Regions from separate parts of the Homo sapiens genome. Here region 1 is linked to region 2. Evidence: chromatin loops called from intact Hi-C (ENCODE). Cell type or tissue: PC-3. All regions are shown on one strand. Links, peaks and the distances in the headings refer to the core of each region. The heading gives the core; the rest is flanking DNA.

What was found. Hi-C counts contacts between places; a loop is a spot of excess contacts. Peaks named below come from ENCODE experiments on the same cell type or tissue, not always from the same donor. Only the 100,000 strongest peaks of a DNase experiment are listed, where the experiment ranks them.
Region 1: it touches region 2 in a loop (3-fold over the local background); 5 of 110 quality-filtered maps call a loop at or near these places.

Annotation. Positions count from the first base shown.
Region 1 is chr15:49,846,816-49,849,750 of GRCh38, reverse strand. No RefSeq gene overlaps it. Among named protein-coding and RNA genes, the nearest start is that of DTWD1, 230 kb to the right of the region's middle. In PC-3, for the core only: no CTCF peak of the experiment used is centred there; a DNase peak (open chromatin) is centred at 1,420; H3K4me3 peaks cover 579 bases; H3K27ac peaks cover 2,152 bases.
Region 2 is chr15:49,626,038-49,628,972 of GRCh38, reverse strand. All of the region lies in intron 2 of DTWD1 (DTW motif tRNA-uridine aminocarboxypropyltransferase 1), which reads right to left. Among named protein-coding and RNA genes, the nearest start is that of DTWD1, 6.5 kb to the right of the region's middle. RefSeq lists an enhancer at 2,648-2,935. In PC-3, for the core only: no CTCF peak of the experiment used is centred there; a DNase peak (open chromatin) is centred at 1,332; H3K4me3 peaks cover 807 bases; H3K27ac peaks cover 2,495 bases.

The DNA.
Region 1 (2,935 bases), core at 171-2,670, 220 kb before region 2:
AACTTCTAAGCTATGAGTCAGTTTAAGGAAAAAAAAAAGAATTTTCTTTGAAAGTTACCTTATCTGCTTTTGTTTCTACAGGAGAAAGTCAGAACCTGACTTGAGCTAACACTAGGCAAGTGTCCATTTTCCATGGACCCCTGCTTTGGTGCTTCTTCAGATACATATGCTGGAATCAATCACTGTAAATTCTAAGCAAGTTGCTTTTTGCCTATAATAATTTTATAAATTATTCAGCATTCATACTATACTATATAAATATATATTTATACATATAAATAATCAATCACTGTAAATTCTAAGCAAGTTGCTTTTTGCCAATCATAATTTTATAAATTATTCAGCGTTCATACTATACTATATAAATGTAAATATATATTTATACATATAAATATGTATAATCTGAAAATGTTATATATAACTATAGTATGAATATAGTATATTAATATTATATTTTTGTATGATCACCAAAGTATTCTTTAGCTGGGTCAGCAGGAAGGGGATGCTTCAGATTTTTGAGTCAGGCATCAGAGGCCTGAAAGTTTGAAACACTTGTTCACTTTTGATTGCTGGCTTCCAGTTTTTGGTGCAGATCACTGGCAAAGAAACCTTCCATTTTAAATCTCTCTTGAGATGCTAGATTTTTGTTTTAAATGTGATCATAGGTGGTTTGAATGGATGCATAGTCAGCCAGAAAGTTGATTTGGATCCTGAAGTTCCCTTTACCATATACAGAATTGCCAAGAACAATATGCCTATACTGCCAAGAAATTCGTCTCACTAACCTGGATATGACAAAATACTTGCCACAGCATTTCTTCACACTCCTCTGTCCTATTCCTGCTGGCCGCCACTTTTTGAGATGGCACTGCTGCATTTGTCTGCCTTACTTCTCCACAAAATCAAATCAGAAATATGGAGATGTTCAGCAAGTCACAAAAGGAAGTTCTTTCTTCTATGATTCTATCAGTTCCACTCAATTAAGAATGCTCACCCCACCTCTGCCAACCCAGAAGCTCTGCATCCTTATAACTAGATGTGTTACAAGATGTTAGATTAGAAGTTAAGATGTGCTTGCTAACCTCAGTGACATGGTTGTCTCTATCCCTGCTTCTACAACTCCTTATGCATTCCTCTCTAATCATACTTGTTATGTTTTTACTTATTGTATATTTACAAGCCTCTCTGCTCCTCCAGAGAGAGAAGTCCTGTAAGAGAGGGTCTATGTCTTGTCTTTGAATTAGCAATGCATTGCACAGTTCCTGGCAGATAATTTATTGTCACAATATCTGTTAAATAAATAAATGGTCATGATTCAGACTTACTGTTGAAATAAGAGTTCCATTCCACAGAAAGCACTGACGTGGTCTTTTTGGCAACATTAGACTTGGAAAACACGTCTCTTATTTAACCAAGGAGGCATGAATATTGTGTGCTGACCACATCCTGGAGATAAATTCTATAGTTTCATTGCTTCAATTATTCTTTTGGATCAATATCCGGCAAGGAGTAAAACCCACAGTAGTGACTGAGCCCCTAAAAATACCTCATCAACTAAACCTCATGCATGGAAGATCTATTTTAAATGCAGTGCAGTCTTTTGGGCTTTAGACAGTTTCCTCTCTGACTAATAAGGCATTTTTTCTTGGACTTGACTTCTTATATTTACATGTTCCTCAGCCTTGGTAGTCTTTACTTGTTTATATTTTATCATTGCTTATTATATCTATTCATGTTGCAAGCTACTTTGAATCCTTTACGAAACGAGATGGGATATGGCTAAAGAGACATTGTTGTGTCATAGACAGATAACTGGGATTTAAATTGGAGATTTTGGGGATTTAAATTGGAAACTTTTGGGGGAGAAGGAGAAAGGAAGTTGACTTTCTTCCACTGATCCATCCTTTGGTCATGGGCAGGTCACTTCTTTCGCTTTTGCTGTTTGCTTCTGTTAGTTGATGTAGATAGTTGAGAATCATTCCTTCAAAAATGGTGACTGAAAGGTTGGAGTTTTGTTTGTTTTTTCTAGAATACAACTTATTCATGGCACTAAAAATAACCCACAGTCATGTCTTCTCAGCAGTTATTTTCAGCCCCCAAAGAATTGCTGTGGTTTCATTCTTCAAGTCCTTAGGGTCTGGCTGTGTCTTGGGGACATTCTTGCTACTTCTTGGCAAATCAATTAATGAAGCAACAGGCTGCATATCTGGCATCAGTGGGAAATACAGAAGCAGCATCAAACACAGGCTTTCTCTCAGGGGACTTCAGGTTAGCATGGAACAGAGCCCGGCACATGGATATGTGGGCAGTGAAATGGCCCTGCACTTGGAATAGAACACCTGGGTTCCTGGCCAGGCTATGGAATCTTGAGCAATTGTATCTAATTTTTCTAGACTTAATTCCCTCACAAATAGAATTGATAGTGGGGCTGTAGTAAGAATTAAACAAGTGAATGAACAGCAAAGAAGTTTACAGTTTGCAAAATAATATGTCAGGAGTACGTGCTATAATAAAGAAGTATTATTTGTATTTGATACAAAGCAACATGTCTAGAGACATGCATACCTGAATTCATGTCTTTACCAGCTGTCTGGTTGGGGGCAAGGCACTTGACATCTCTGAGTTTCAGTTTCCTAATGTGTATAATGGGTATATTAATACCAGCATCATAGAGCTCCTGGGAGCATGGGTGGCACTGTGTAGAAAACATAAAGGGTGGCTGGCACATGGTATGCACTGAACAAGTAGAAGCTTTCATTTCACTATTACTATAGTGTAACAATGAAAATAATATATAATTTGGTGCTAAATTGTTTGCCTATGGCCTGTGGGTAGTGTAGAAGTTTAGAGAAGAGGCATGCCAGCTGTTTTTGGAGTCTTGTTAAAAAGGCCCATAGAAGAGGTGTGATTTGAGATAGGCCTGGAAGGTAAGTAA
Region 2 (2,935 bases), core at 260-2,759:
CATTAGGAGCAATACCTAATGTAGATGATGGGTGCAGCAAACTACCAGGGCACATGTGTATCAATGTAACAAACCTGCAAGTTCTGCACATGTATCCAAGAACTTAAAGTATAATTAAAAAAGAAAGAAAAAAAATTTGCTTTTTTACAAGCTACAAAAACATTTGCTCTGAGGCTTCGTATGGACATTAAAGCTTAACTGTGTTTAAAAAAAAAAAATAGTGTTGACCAGAGGGCAGTCTGAGTAGAGACATTCTGTTTTCAAACAAGTAAAGAATATCAATCTGCTCTCGAACACTTATGTTTTATAAAAGAGACTTACCACAAATCCTTCTGCCCAAGTTTATCAAAATGCTACTGACAAGGAGACCTAAGCATTTTCCCATGGGATTATCAACTTTCCCCAAGAGAGCCTTTTAAATTCTAGGCTCTAAATGCCTATGGCCTAGCGAAGTGTAACCATTGTAACATTGCACCACAGTGCAGTACTTATATGCTTGTGATGATGCTGATGTAAACAAACTTACTGCACTGCCAGTCATATAAAAGCATGCTATACAATAATGTTTAATAATGATAATATAAATCTGTTACTGGTTTATATATTTGCTATACTACACTTAATTTTTTTAGTTTTAGAGTACACTCATCCTAATTAGAAAAAAGAAATGTTAACTGTAAAATAGCCTCAGGCAGGTCCTTAAGGAGGTATTCCAGAAGAAGGCATTGCTATCATAGGAGATGACAGCTCCATACATTACCCCTGAAGAGCTTCCAGTGGGACAAGATGTGGAGGTGGAAGAAGACAGTGATACTGATGATCCTGACACTGTGTAAGCCTAGGGTAACGTGTTTGTGTCTTGGTTTTCAACAAAAAAAGTTTAAAAAGTAAAAATAAATAAATAATAAAAATAGGAATAAGGTTACAGAATAAGAGCATAAAGAAATATTTTTGTTCAGCTGTGCAATGTGTTTGTGTTTAAATGTAAGTGTTATCACAAGTTTTTTAAAAAGTTTATAAAGTAAAAAAGTCACAGTAAGCTAATTTATTATTGAAGAAAAATATTTTTCATAAATGTAGTGTACCCTAAGTATACAGTGTTTATAAAAACTACAGTAGTGTACAGTAACATCACAGGCCTTCACATTCACTCACAAGTCACCACTGACTCACCAAGAAAAACTTCCAGTCCTGCAAATTCCATTCATGCTAAGTGCCCATAAAGGATTACTATTTTTATACTGTACTTCTACTGTACTTTTCTATGCTTATATTTGTTTAGATACACTAATACCATTGTGTGTACAACTGTGTACAGTATGCAGTACAATAACATGCTGTACAGATTTTGTAGGCTAGGAGCAATAGGTATTGCCCAGGTGTATAGTAGGCTATACTATGAAGGTTGTGTAAGTACATTCTATTATGTTTGCACAACAGTGAATTTGCCTAACGACTCATTTCTCAGGACACATTTCTCAGGATGTATCCCTGTCATTAGGAGACATATGACTATATTTATGAATGCATTCCCTAGACTAAAATTGGGAGGGAATTACTCATTATATTGTCATCCTCCTTTCCCAAGTAGGCTATCTAAAAGCAAATGCTGAATGATTTGTTAAAATAAAAATAAAGTAAAAATTGGAAAGGACATTTTGTAGAGCTGTTATTACCATTAATGTATATTAAAGTATCAAATTTTATACAAGGCCATTAAAATATAAACACTTTAGAAAACTCTGCACAGTCCAGACCATTGAGAGATGATCAAACACTAATGTCTTGAGTCATTTCTATTAAATGGTGTATATTAGACCACTGATTTGGAAAATACCCTCTATTATTAAATATCTATGAAAATATCAGCCCTGTAACTATATTACTGATTATTATTATTATAATATGCAATCCATTTTTTAATACAATACACCTTAGGATAAAACTTTTAATGGAATCCCTTCTTTACATGGCTATGAGAGAAATGTAAAATAGAATAATTCTACGTATACTTCAAAAACCATACTTCAAAATGTAACATTCCTGTAAGATAATGGGAAACTTGAAAATAATTATTACCCTCAAGTTCTTGTTTTTTCGGAGCAAACTGTGAAGATCATATTAAATTCCACACTTACTTATTCTTGGCTAGTAAACTTTCCATTAGCCTATACATGTGATTTTAGATGCTGAGGAGACCATGGACTGGCCAAGATGATATAGGCTAAACTGAAATTCAAATAAAATATGAGTGTCAAAGTACTCTTCTTACTTCAAATTCAAATGAACTTTAAAATCATCAAAACAAATTTTAAAATATAGCTACAACTTATTTTTTTTTTACTGGCAAGTTCTAATGAGTCCATGTGTAGAATTTAGTCTCTCTAAAGTCTTACACAGTCAAATTTTATACATTAATTGATTTATTCCTAAAGTTTGGGATAATGTTAGACAAGTTAACATATATATAATAAATTCTTTGATTATGTAGACATGACGTTCTACAGACCTTTTACCTATACAAAAGTAGTGTTGGTGAGCCCAAAAAGTATAAAGGTAAGCAATCAAATCGGGCTTAAAATCACTCTAATGATAACACAGCCCAGGGAATTGGTCTTAGTTTTTAAATTTTACTTTATTTTCATTTTGGTCAATGAAATCTGCTCCATCCCCATGTATAGGATAAGTCACAAAATCTTAGGTGAAAATCAACTCTAATTCTACTAGAATAGTATTTTCTCAAGGAGCAGTCCAAAGACATGAGTGTTTGGAGCTCCTTCAGGGTGTCTATAAACTTTTTTTTTAGTATTCATAAGTTTATATCACACATTTTTTCCCATGTTGTAAATAAATTAAAATCATTAATGAAAAATTAATTGGTTTCATTAAAAACACCATTTCAGACCCAGAGACAAGAAAAACAAAGAGGTTTAGT